2 separate regions of the Mus musculus genome follow, and region 2 is linked to region 1. Evidence: chromatin loops called from intact Hi-C (ENCODE). Cell type or tissue: left cerebral cortex. All regions are shown on one strand. Each heading gives the region's core, and the rest is flanking DNA. Links, peaks and the distances in the headings are about the cores only. Region 1 has its middle 20 kb from the start of Whrn. Region 2 has its middle 46 kb from the start of Tnfsf15.

Evidence for each region. Peaks named below come from ENCODE experiments on the same cell type or tissue, not always from the same donor. Only the 100,000 strongest peaks of a DNase experiment are listed, where the experiment ranks them.
Region 2: it touches region 1 in a loop (4-fold over the local background); 3 of 42 quality-filtered maps call a loop at or near these places.

The regions. Positions count from the first base shown.
Region 1 is chr4:63,513,087-63,518,466 of GRCm38, forward strand. No RefSeq gene overlaps it. Among named protein-coding and RNA genes, the nearest start is that of Whrn, 20 kb to the left of the region's middle. In left cerebral cortex, for the core only: a CTCF peak has its summit at 2,834; DNase peaks (open chromatin) are centred at 873 and 3,003.
Region 2 is chr4:63,788,015-63,793,394 of GRCm38, forward strand. No RefSeq gene overlaps it. Among named protein-coding and RNA genes, the nearest start is that of Tnfsf15, 46 kb to the left of the region's middle. In left cerebral cortex, for the core only: no CTCF peak of the experiment used is centred there; DNase peaks (open chromatin) are centred at 2,987 and 3,218.

The sequences.
Region 1 (5,380 bases), core at 79-5,078:
CTTAATTGAACCCTTATGCTCTCCGCCCACAGCATATGCTCCAGGCACAGTAAATCTGACTTCTGGCCACTAAAACTGGTGTTGACTAAAGGACATGAAGCATAAGGCAGATGAGAGTCCTCCCTTGGTCTTTCTAGCTGATATGATTAGTAGACATCAACTCTTCCCTGGTTTGCTAAGCTCCTAGAAGTTTTATTTAAAGCTACTGGATACTCTTTTACATGCCATAAGGAGAGCCTGGCCAAAGATGGGATGCAGGGAGGAAAGGAAGGAAGGAAGGAAGGAAGGAAGGGAGGGAGGGAGGGAGGGAGGGAGGGAGGAAGGAAGGAAGGAATAGAAACAAAGGAAGAAAGAAAGAGAGAAAGAAAGGAAGAAAGGAAGAAAGAAAGAAAGAAAGGAAGGAAGGAAGGAAGGAAGGAAGGAAGGAAGGGAGGAAGGAAGGGAGGGAGGACTAGAAACAAAGGAAGAAAGAAAGAAAGAAAGAAAGAAAGAAAGAAAGGAAGGAAGGAAGAAAGAGAAGAAGAGAAAGAGGAAGAGGGTGTGGGATGGGGAAGAAAACAAAAAGAAGGGAAGAAGAGGAGAGTCACTGAGGATAGAGAGTAAGCCCCAGGTGCAGGACACCAGTTGACCTTCGATTTTCCAGCTACACAAACCAGCAACTCCCTTTCCTCTGACTTATCCCATCTCTTTCCCCCTGAGCTCTGTTTCTTTTACATGAAACAGTGAGGCTCTTGTCAGTCTAGAGTGAGGGAGTGAATAATTGAATGACTGCACGATCTAGTGAATGTTTTCTTCCTAGAGCGCCAGGGCAGCACATTAAACGACTCAATGAGACGATCCTGGTTCCAGCTGGGGCCCCTCTAGTGGCTTCTCTTAGGCCCAGAGTTGACTCTTATCCCTGGAATGTAAATGAGAAGCAAAAAGCAGAAAACAGCCCACTAAAAATAACAATCTTCTGGGGCAGACATTTAAATCTGGCTACAGATTGCAGAGTCCAGGAGTTATAATTAAAAGAGAACTGAAATGAGACCAATTAAAACTTAAAGTTCCCCTAAAGACCGCTGCCTACCTTTCCCACCTGGTTTATATCAAAATGAGCAGGGGGCATACAAATATGAGCATATACACATGTCCTCGTCCTCGTCTTCAAGAGCCTTGCAAGGGCTCCTCAGTGATTGACAAGTCTGGAAGACTTCCTAGGTAAGGTGATACTTGAGCTGAAGCTGGCAGGACCCAGGTACAGCAAAGGGCAAGGGATTGCTTTCTTTCTTTCTTTTTTTTTCTTAAGATTTATTTATTATTATATTTAAGTACACTGTAGCTCTCTTCAGACACACCAGAAAAGGGCATCAGATCTCATTATGGATGGTTGTGAGCCACTATGTAGTTGCTGGGATTTGAATTCAGGACCTTCTGAAGAGCAGTCGGTACTCTTAACTGCTGAGCCATCTCTCTAGTCCAGCAAGGGACTTCTAAACACAGAAACAGTTACTCAGAAAGGCAGGAAGGCCAAGGCAAATCAGGTGGTGGGAGTGGCCAGTGACGAGGCTGAAGGTGATGTGGTGGCCACTTAGAAAATCCCTTCTGAGTCAAGAATATTCACTGTAATTATTGTCTAAATGTGGTTTGCAGAGCTCAGAGTTCATCTCTTTATCCTCTGTGGAACGTTTGTGCTCTCCTTGGGAGCTTTACACACCGTCAAGCACAGCACCTACTGCAGGATCACTTAGGAGGGGTTGTGTTGGTAGGATGAAGGCTCTGGGTGTATGTCAGATGCTCCAGGGATTTGTGTGCCTGCTGAGGTATGTGAGTTGCTCTGTGGGAGATGGGAGAGTCTATGCCTTGAGAGTGAAGTCTGACCTCACTGGTAGAAATAAGGGTGTGGTTACTGCATCCAATTAAGATTTCTTTTCTTCACTTAACAAGAAATCTGGAGCTGGTGGTCCTGGGTTGCAGTGACTGTCCCAGGAAGTCATCAGGGGCACCTGCCAGCTTCCTGCTCCATCTACCCCATGAAGGACTTTCTGTGTTCTGGTTGTCAGGATGCCGTTCCTTCCTGTAGGTACAGATCTATGCATCAGGCAGAAAGAGGGGTCAGTTACAAATGGTGCTTTATGTCAGTTGAATCTGTTTTGTCATCGTCAGGAAACCACAGCTTCTCAAGAAGCCCTGTCCACGGCTTCTGCCTCTTCCCACTGATCTGAATCTGGTCACAAAGCTGTCAGGGAAGAGAGATGTGTGATTTTGCAAGGTTTGGATTCTATGAAAAAAGGGAGAGACTGGATGTAAGGTTAATGTAGGGAACCGTGGTAAGCTTTTAGCAGAGCGAATCCATGAGTAGAATCTAGCCATTCTCACACAGGCAGGGAAGAAACAGAAGGCCATGGGATCACTGTCACTGCCACCTGAGAGATCGCAGTGAAGCCTGGGTGGTGCACAGTGTAAGCTGGGACTTGGAAAGTGACATCAGGAAGATCAGAAGTTCAAGACTGTACTTGCCTGCATATGGAGTTCAAGGCCAACCTGTGCTACAGGTTTTGAGACCCTGACTCAAAATAACAACAAAAAGAAAAGGAAAGGAAAACAGGCCACCAGTGCCCAGCACAGAGAACTGACATCAGAAAAGAGGAATGGGATATGTAGGATAGAGGAGAGAAGGCAGGCACCAAGATGCCCCTGAGGTCTGTCTTCAGTCCTTGGAATGAGGGAGAGTTTGTAGCTACAGCACTTAGGACAAGCTGTCCATGAGTGTGAAAGCTGAGCATGTCAGGAAGGGTGGCTGTGATTGTCACAGATCAGGAAAGCTCCTTGCTCCATTTGCCTGCAGAGCTCTGTGTGGGCCACACGGAGGCTGCTCAAGTCTCCAGAGGGATGGATGGATTTGAGTACTTTTCAATTGTCTTGAAGTTTGATATGAAGAGACGAAAACAAGGCACTCCAGGTTCCCAAAAGCCACCCTTGTTCTGGCCCGTGCAGCCACCAAGTGCTTTTCTACCCACTCAGCTTTCCTGAAGATCATCTTCGATCACCTCCTCCTTAAAGTGAAGAAGCAGCCAACCCTGACGTGTCAACTCAGAGGCATGTCTGAGTGTCTTCCAGATCTCTGCTTTCCTTTCTCACTTTACCAATGAGGAGATCCAGGCTCAGGGAACACAAACAAGGACGTGTAGCTCTTCAAGGTCAAAACCAGCAAGCAAAGCTAGGTTGTTAGCCTTAGAAGTCCTAAATGTTAACTACTGTGAGATGCTACTTCCTAGCCAGAAGCATGTTACCTGTATTCCAGTGATAGACATCATTGTGTTATAGCCCTGTTGAACTAAGCTCTTGGAGAATTGATTATCTTAGACCTTTTCTTATTAAGTCTGAAATAAAAGAATTAATGCAGGCCTAAGTCATAACCCTAGGTCCAACTGCAGAAACGCTCCCAGTTAAGTTAGGGTTTTGTTTTGGGTTTTTTCTTATGCCACTAAGCCTAGCACACCCATCAGGAACAGACTTTGTTCTTTTAAGAACATAGGTATTTGGGAGAATTCTGGTTTTGGTTATCTTGATTTCAGAGATGAAGAAGAGCAAATTTCAGTGTGATGATGAACTGCAGGTCCTTTTATGAGAAACCAGAGCATTCAGTTTTTGCTGTTCATCTGAGCATAGCAATTTTAGTTCTCCGTGACCACAAAACTGCTTTTCTTAAACAAGAAAAAGCAGATGCATAATGAGACTGTCTGGAGGCATCAACAGGGTGCTGAGATGCAGGACTACACTACCTGTCTGAGTAGAGATGGACCTCAGGGAAGTGGTTCTGTGTGTTGACAGAAGCAGCAGGCAGAGAGGTCTTGAGGCTGAGCTGCAGGCCTTGTCTAACACTGGGGAAGCACATTCCACTTGTTAAGGTGACACTTGGTGACCCAATGTGTTGGTTAGAGTTGTCAAGTTGACAGAATCTAGAATCATCCATGGCCCAGGCCTCTGGGCACGTCAGTAAGAGATTGACAGACACATCTATTAATCATCTTAAAGCCTTCATACATATATACAACAAAATACAATAATGTAAATCCCCCATCCCCCCCTTCTGCTGCCCTCTTTCCTCAATCCCTCAACACCTCTCCCTTCTTTCAGGAAACATTTGAAAGGAGGAAGTAAGAGCTGGAGGATAGGAGGAAGGCTGTGAAATGCCACCTCTGAATGGATGGGGTCTCTTTCACTCATGAACTCAGAGCAGCTGTGGTTACCAACACAAGACCTAGACAAGATCAGCCCAGCCAACACCCCTCAGAGATAAGGGAAATCATCTCCAGGCCCTGCCCCTCCTGAGGGGCTATTGGTAGTGGATAACTGCCTGGGGATGGAAAAAAATCATTCTTCTTCAAGAACATGGCCCCTAGTAGATTTCCCATGCTCCAGGTGATGCCTCTATCTGTGCATGTATGGGCAGCACTAGTTGGGATGAGTGGTTATTCAAAAGGGGTGGAGTGGAGGAGACCTCTCCCAACTGTGACTGGACTCATTCCCTGAGTGGGGGAATCTTAGACTTTATAAAATGAAGACAGTGAGTTGAACACTAGTATACACCGCCCTTGTGGATGCAATGGGACCAGGTGCTTCAAATGCCTGCTGCATCCCTGTCTCTGTGAGATGACTCCACCCTCGAACTGTAAGCCAGAGTAAAACTCTTCCCTTCAGCAGCCTTCATCAGACTATTTTATTACAGCATCAGGAGAAGAAGCTAAGACTTGAACTTTCGGCTCTGCCCTAGACCTCCAAGAAGGTCCTGTCAGAGGCCCAGAAGACAAAGGATTGTCAGCGTGGAATCTGAAACAAACCACATCAACCCAAGCAAGTTTATCTGAAAGCAGGAGGAATCAATGAAGAGATTTAAGAACCCGAGGTTGCTATTTCCTTCTTCTCAACTGCATATGTTTTCAACTGTGTATCTCTACATAGTCCCTTTCTTCTAAGAGCATGGTTCCCTGAATCCTTTGGCTGAGATAGGGCTGGGGCCAGCTCTTCCTTTTCTGCCTTGCATCCCTCCAGCTGATCTATAGAGCAATCTCTGGACTCAGGACTTCAGCTCAGCCTTGCTCTTCAGGATACCCTTGATGTACTAATTTAAGGAGCTTAATAAATCTGGAGTGAAATATGTTTGCTGCAAATGCTAATTAGCTAGATGAGAATATCAATTAGGTCTCCGGGGCACAGAAATCATAGCTGTTAAAGATCTCAAAGGTCATTCTAAACCTGTTCTAAAGTAAGAGGCCAGTGATTATCACACACAGGAGTGAGAGATAGAGGTGACTAAATGATAATGGCAATGTGATACTAGGCGACATGAAGGAGTCTGCATTTGAGGGGGTCCCAGAAATGTGGCCACCTATAGGTC
Region 2 (5,380 bases), core at 249-5,248, 280 kb after region 1:
TTCCTTTAATCATTTATTACACTACATTCTTCTTGCTATCAGTTTTGTTTTAATAACTGTATGATGCCTACTAAAGATGAAACATAGCCAGACTACTGTCTTCTTCAGTGAATTCCCTGGATCCTGGCTACTCAATGACTTCTAATTTTTCTTCCCCTGTTATAGCTTATGTCATAATGAATATTTTGCAGCTATATATTTCTGCATTTACCCTCTTCCCCTTACCTTTAGAATATATTCCTAGAAATAAAAGACAGATGTGTCTGGGTTTATGGTGAGGTGAGATGCAAAACACCTATCATACATTAAAAAAAAAAATCTAAGCTGAAAAGTGCTCTTAACAGCCCTTCCTTACCATCGCATGGTTTATCACCTCCACACCTTGAGAACATAGGTGCTTTGCTCCTGGGATTGCACAGCTGACTCTGCTGTCGCTCTGCAGTATCGCAAGAGAATATAACAGTACTCATGTCCATCCCCCATAAATATTCAGTTCAAAAATAAGTGCTTTCTTAAGTCCCTTATATAAGATAGCATGAAATTTGCAATACAACCTCTGAAACTTATAAAATTTAAAGAGTCTCTTGGTTGCTTACAATACTTAATGCAGTGTAAGTGCTCTGCAAGATAGCCTGCCCAGATTCAGGGCAGACTCATTTTTTTTCCCAGATATTTTTGATCTGTTGATTCTTGAATATGCTCTTGTAGAACCCATGGACATAGGTAGCCAACTGTATAGTTTCTAGGAAATGCCTAATTGCAGGGTCAATTATGGCATTAAGTCAATCCACAATCAATTGGAGACCATCTGTAATGGGCATAAAGGCACGCATTGGATTTTCAATACTCTTAGCGCAGGCTTCTTTTTTGCCAAAGAAGTTCATACCATCAAAACTCTCATCAAAACGGCTTCTTGATAACATCTTGGGCTGCTATCATTTTTAATATTTGGTAATGAATGAGTGGAGAGGGAATCCTATTTTATGGTGCACCTCTTTGAGGATGGTGACCTAGACACTCATCCTACCAGTCAATCTGGTTAATTGAGTTTCTGGTTCACTCTTGTGAATGACTCATTACCTTCCCAGTTTTCAATTAGTTAGTATGTCTTCTTGCTTAGCAGCCATTATTGATAATACTAGGACTTATTGGGCCTGTTGTTTGCTAAACTATTTTGTATAACACTGTGAATAACTCTAACTCTTGAAATAAGATTCCTTGTTTCCTGCAGATATAAGACATCTTTTTTCAGCATTGCTTCCTGAAAAAAGGTGATTTTCATTTTGTAGAGACTCTAAGGCAAAGAGGCATCATGAGTTAAGACACTGAGTTGTCAAGAAGGAACGGGGTTGACTTGATCCGTCGGCTCACTTTTGAACAACATCCTCCATGATATTATAAACATTTATTTATTTTTTTCTCACATATGAAACACAATGGGCTGGGTGATAACTTAGTTGCTTTAAATTTAAAGTGCTTGCTGTGCAAGTATGAGGACCTGAGTTAAATACCCAGAAACCATGTAAAAAAGCCTGGCATGGTGACACATACTTATAATCCCAAACTAGTGGGCAGAGGCAGGCCAAGTCCTGGGGCTCATTGGCTATGCAACTTAGATAACTCAGAGGACTCCAGGCCAATGAGAGACTCTACCTCAAAACTTAAGTTTAGTGGTTCCTGAAGAATGCCAAAGGTCACCGAGGTTTGTCTTCTGGCCTTGACACATAGGCACACACATGTGTATATGTAATTGTACACATGTATACATGGTACTCATACACATTAAGAGACAGAACGAAATAGATGGAATAACATGTATCTTGTAATTGATGTTGATTGATGTTGCAAATACATTTTCTTTTTAATTTATCATTCACTTATTCCTTACGTCTTGACTACGGATATCTATGTTTCAGAGTTACCTGAAAAGGTAATCCTCTAACATATAAAAGGTACAGACAATGACCAACAACTCAGCCCACTCCAGGCCCAGTCTCCAATTATCTACTGCAGAAGTGGGAAACAGTTTTATAGCTGAACCCATTTATCTTTCCTTTTGCTTCTACATTCATCACCATAGTTAGAAAGCATTTAACTACTGTAAGGTGTTATGAATATTCATTTATATGTTTCTTACTGCTTTATGCTTTATTTTACACCTACATTTTTAATGGCATGGGGTTTATTTTGAGTTTACACAATGATATATGATTCTCTCCCTTCCTTCCTTCCTTCCTTCCTTCCTTCCTTCCTTCCTTCCTTCCTTCCTTCCTCCCTCCCTCCCTCCCTCCCTCCCTCCCTCCCTTCCTCCCTCCCGCCCTTCTTTCTTTCTTTCTTTCTTTCTTTCTTTCTTTCTTTCTTTCTTTCTTTCTTTCTTTCTTTCTTTCTTTCTTTCTTTCTTTCTCTCTTTCTCTCTTTCTCTCTTTCTCTCTTTCTCTCTTTCTCTCTTTCTTTCGCTCTTTTACTGAGTAGCTAGCTAACATTTACATGTTAGATGTGGAGAGAAAGCAGGGAGAATTTTCTGTCTAATTGCAGACTCCAAGAGGATTAATTATAGACAAATAAAATGAGAAAAGATGCCAGTGCTGAGGGAAGATGTGTCACAAGAAAGAACAGCGGAACCTACGATTTTTAACTGATTGGTTTAACAAATATTATTTTAACAAATAAGTGTTGTACAGGACAGGACCCCTCAGGGCCACTCCTAGCCAACTCTTCCAGGACATTTCCTTTATTGCTATACCTAGGACACAGCAATGGAGGGTGTTCTCCTAAGTCTATTAGGTTAGGGGCCTCAATAACCTTGGGTGAAGGCTCTTTGTCTTTTAGGACTTGTGTCTTCGAGGCTTTGATGTGTGGCCCATCTTGGAACCCAGAGGTGAGGATTGTGACTCTGCAGTCTCATGGTGCTCTGCTGGTGCCATATGTGAACTTGAATGTGGGAGCCAAAGTCTTAGGGGAGAGCTGGGTAGCATTTAGCAGGCAGCTGCCCCAGGAAAGTCCCAAACCTGTTCTCCTTTCCATTTTTGTCTTTCATTCTTTATGTTAAATATATTTAGATTTTATATAACTCACATGGCCTTGGTCCAGCACATAATGCTCTCAGATTTCTAGTTGTCACCCAATCTATTGGGTTCTTTTTACTAGGAAAACCACATCCTTCTTTCCTGTATCAATTATGAATCCTCAATGAACTGCCTCTCCCTTTGGACCATTTCCATGGCCTCTTTATTGGTTTCTTCCCTGCCAGTGCCTTCCTTCTGTTCTTCCTGCACAGAGTGAATGGATGATGTTCATGTTACCACAATACTCAACTATGGATGATACAGCTTTAGTTCAATTATTGCCAAGGCGTGTTTTGATTTGTAAGTGAAGTCTAGATGAAACATTGCACGTAAACTCACTTCATTCATTTCTAGTCCTTTCCACTGTTGCCTTATGCTCTCATTATGCCAGACTGTCGTGGTAAAACCCCACCTTTTTCCAGTGTGATTTCCCTCTTCCCATGTCTTCTTGCTTTGATCATGTGCATCTTTTAACCCTCCCTCTCAAAGTTTCCAAGTAGGTAAAATCTTCCTAGTTGCATAAAGCTAGAATGACCTTCCTTTGTCTTTTTCATAACTGATTTTACCATCATTTGGTCATCTGTAGTATCCTGCCTGTATCCTCATTCCTCACTTGAGCTCAACACTATTAGTTGGACGAGGAACTTACATCTTTCTGACTTTGTTCTTCCCAAGGTTTACACACAGAGGATTTCCACACACACTTGCCAAATCTGTCAGTGCTCAGTAAGCATTTAGCATTAACAATTCTTCGAGGTTGCCATTAACCCAGAGGTCAACTTAAATTTAATTGCCACTTAGAAGTTGCTAGAGCAAGGCTAATTAACACTATATGCACAGGAGCTTAAAGAGGATGGAGATATTTTCATAGCTTGTTTGAAGTATGGATTTTCAAGCTTCATTTTGGATTTGTAACTAGCAACTTTGTAATGATGCCTCAATTAATTCATCCTTTTATAGTAAGTCTGTCTTAAGTCAGGTCTAAAATTACAAGTACAAATAAATCCCTATAAAACATACTGAATTATAGGGATTGAGGTAAGATAGAAATTTACTTTTTAATTGTTTTAAATGTGCTTTAAGTGGTATACAATATCTATTTGCCGTTTGTTGAAGTGTTCTAAGTGCTCAACTTGCATTAATGTATTTAATTTTCAGAATGCCTCTAAAAGATAGTTAAAGGTTATTATTTTCTTTTTCTGTGTTTTGAGACTGCAGCTTGCTATGTAACCAGGCTGGCCTCAACATTTCATCCTCATGTTTCAGCCTCCCTCATACTAGAACTACAGGAGCCTAACACCCTGCCTGGTTTCAGTTATCCTATTGTCTGGGTAGAACACATTTTGATCTGGGTAGCTCATTCCAATAGAAAATAGGACATTAAAGTTAAAAGGAACTGTGCTTCTATGATGAGTATTCTGTTTCGCAAAGAGAAATAAGTCGTGAATTTGAAGGTCTGTATTTTGTAATACGCTGAGAGTATCTGTTCCCATTTCTTTGCTATGACATCTTCATGTGTGGGTATTTATCCTAGTGAGATAAAGTAGAGAACTTATTCAGAGCAGAGAAATGAATTTTTTGATGAACTTCTCTGATTATGCCTAGAACCTGTACTGGGAAAAATGGGATCAACAGATTTCAAAGTGTGGTCTGGGGACCTCATCTTAGGGACCCCAGTTCACTACTAAGCTGTTCTCTACCCCTCCTGTCTAACTCTTTCCATGTTCCCCCACTTTTGCATTTTAAATTCTTATTTATTTTTTATGGCTTCAGAGTTTGAACCTAGAACCCACATAATGTTTGTCTTCTGTGGAGTTATACCTCCATTTTATATTGGTTTCTGAAACTGTAATTCACTTCTCTATGTGTGCTTAAATATTTAAACTTGAAATGCATTTTGCCATGTTGATTCATTTGATTAAAAATTTCACTCAAGTGTACTTGTAAACTCTATCATGTTGTAGGTTCTCTGTGAGCGCTGGAAACAAAATGGTGCATAAGAACACCTGCCTTCGTGGAGCCTGATCTCAGAATCCACTCTTACTGTTCTTCCTTGAGTTGCTGTTTTCTACGTCTACTGAATCTTAGCATGTCACCCAGGCATTTGACAACAAGGGAAACTGAGGTGCCCTTGTGGTCTCTTCTAAGCAAATCAAGGGGAATCCAATTCAAGCAATGCTCCCTACAGGTCTCAAGATCAGAATTCAAGGAAGGAACATACTGTGCATACGGATAGGAAAAGGTCATTTGGGTCTGGTGTGAGCTCAAAGGCGAAGGGACAGACTGAGACTGAATGAACAAGTCCAGCTGAGTGG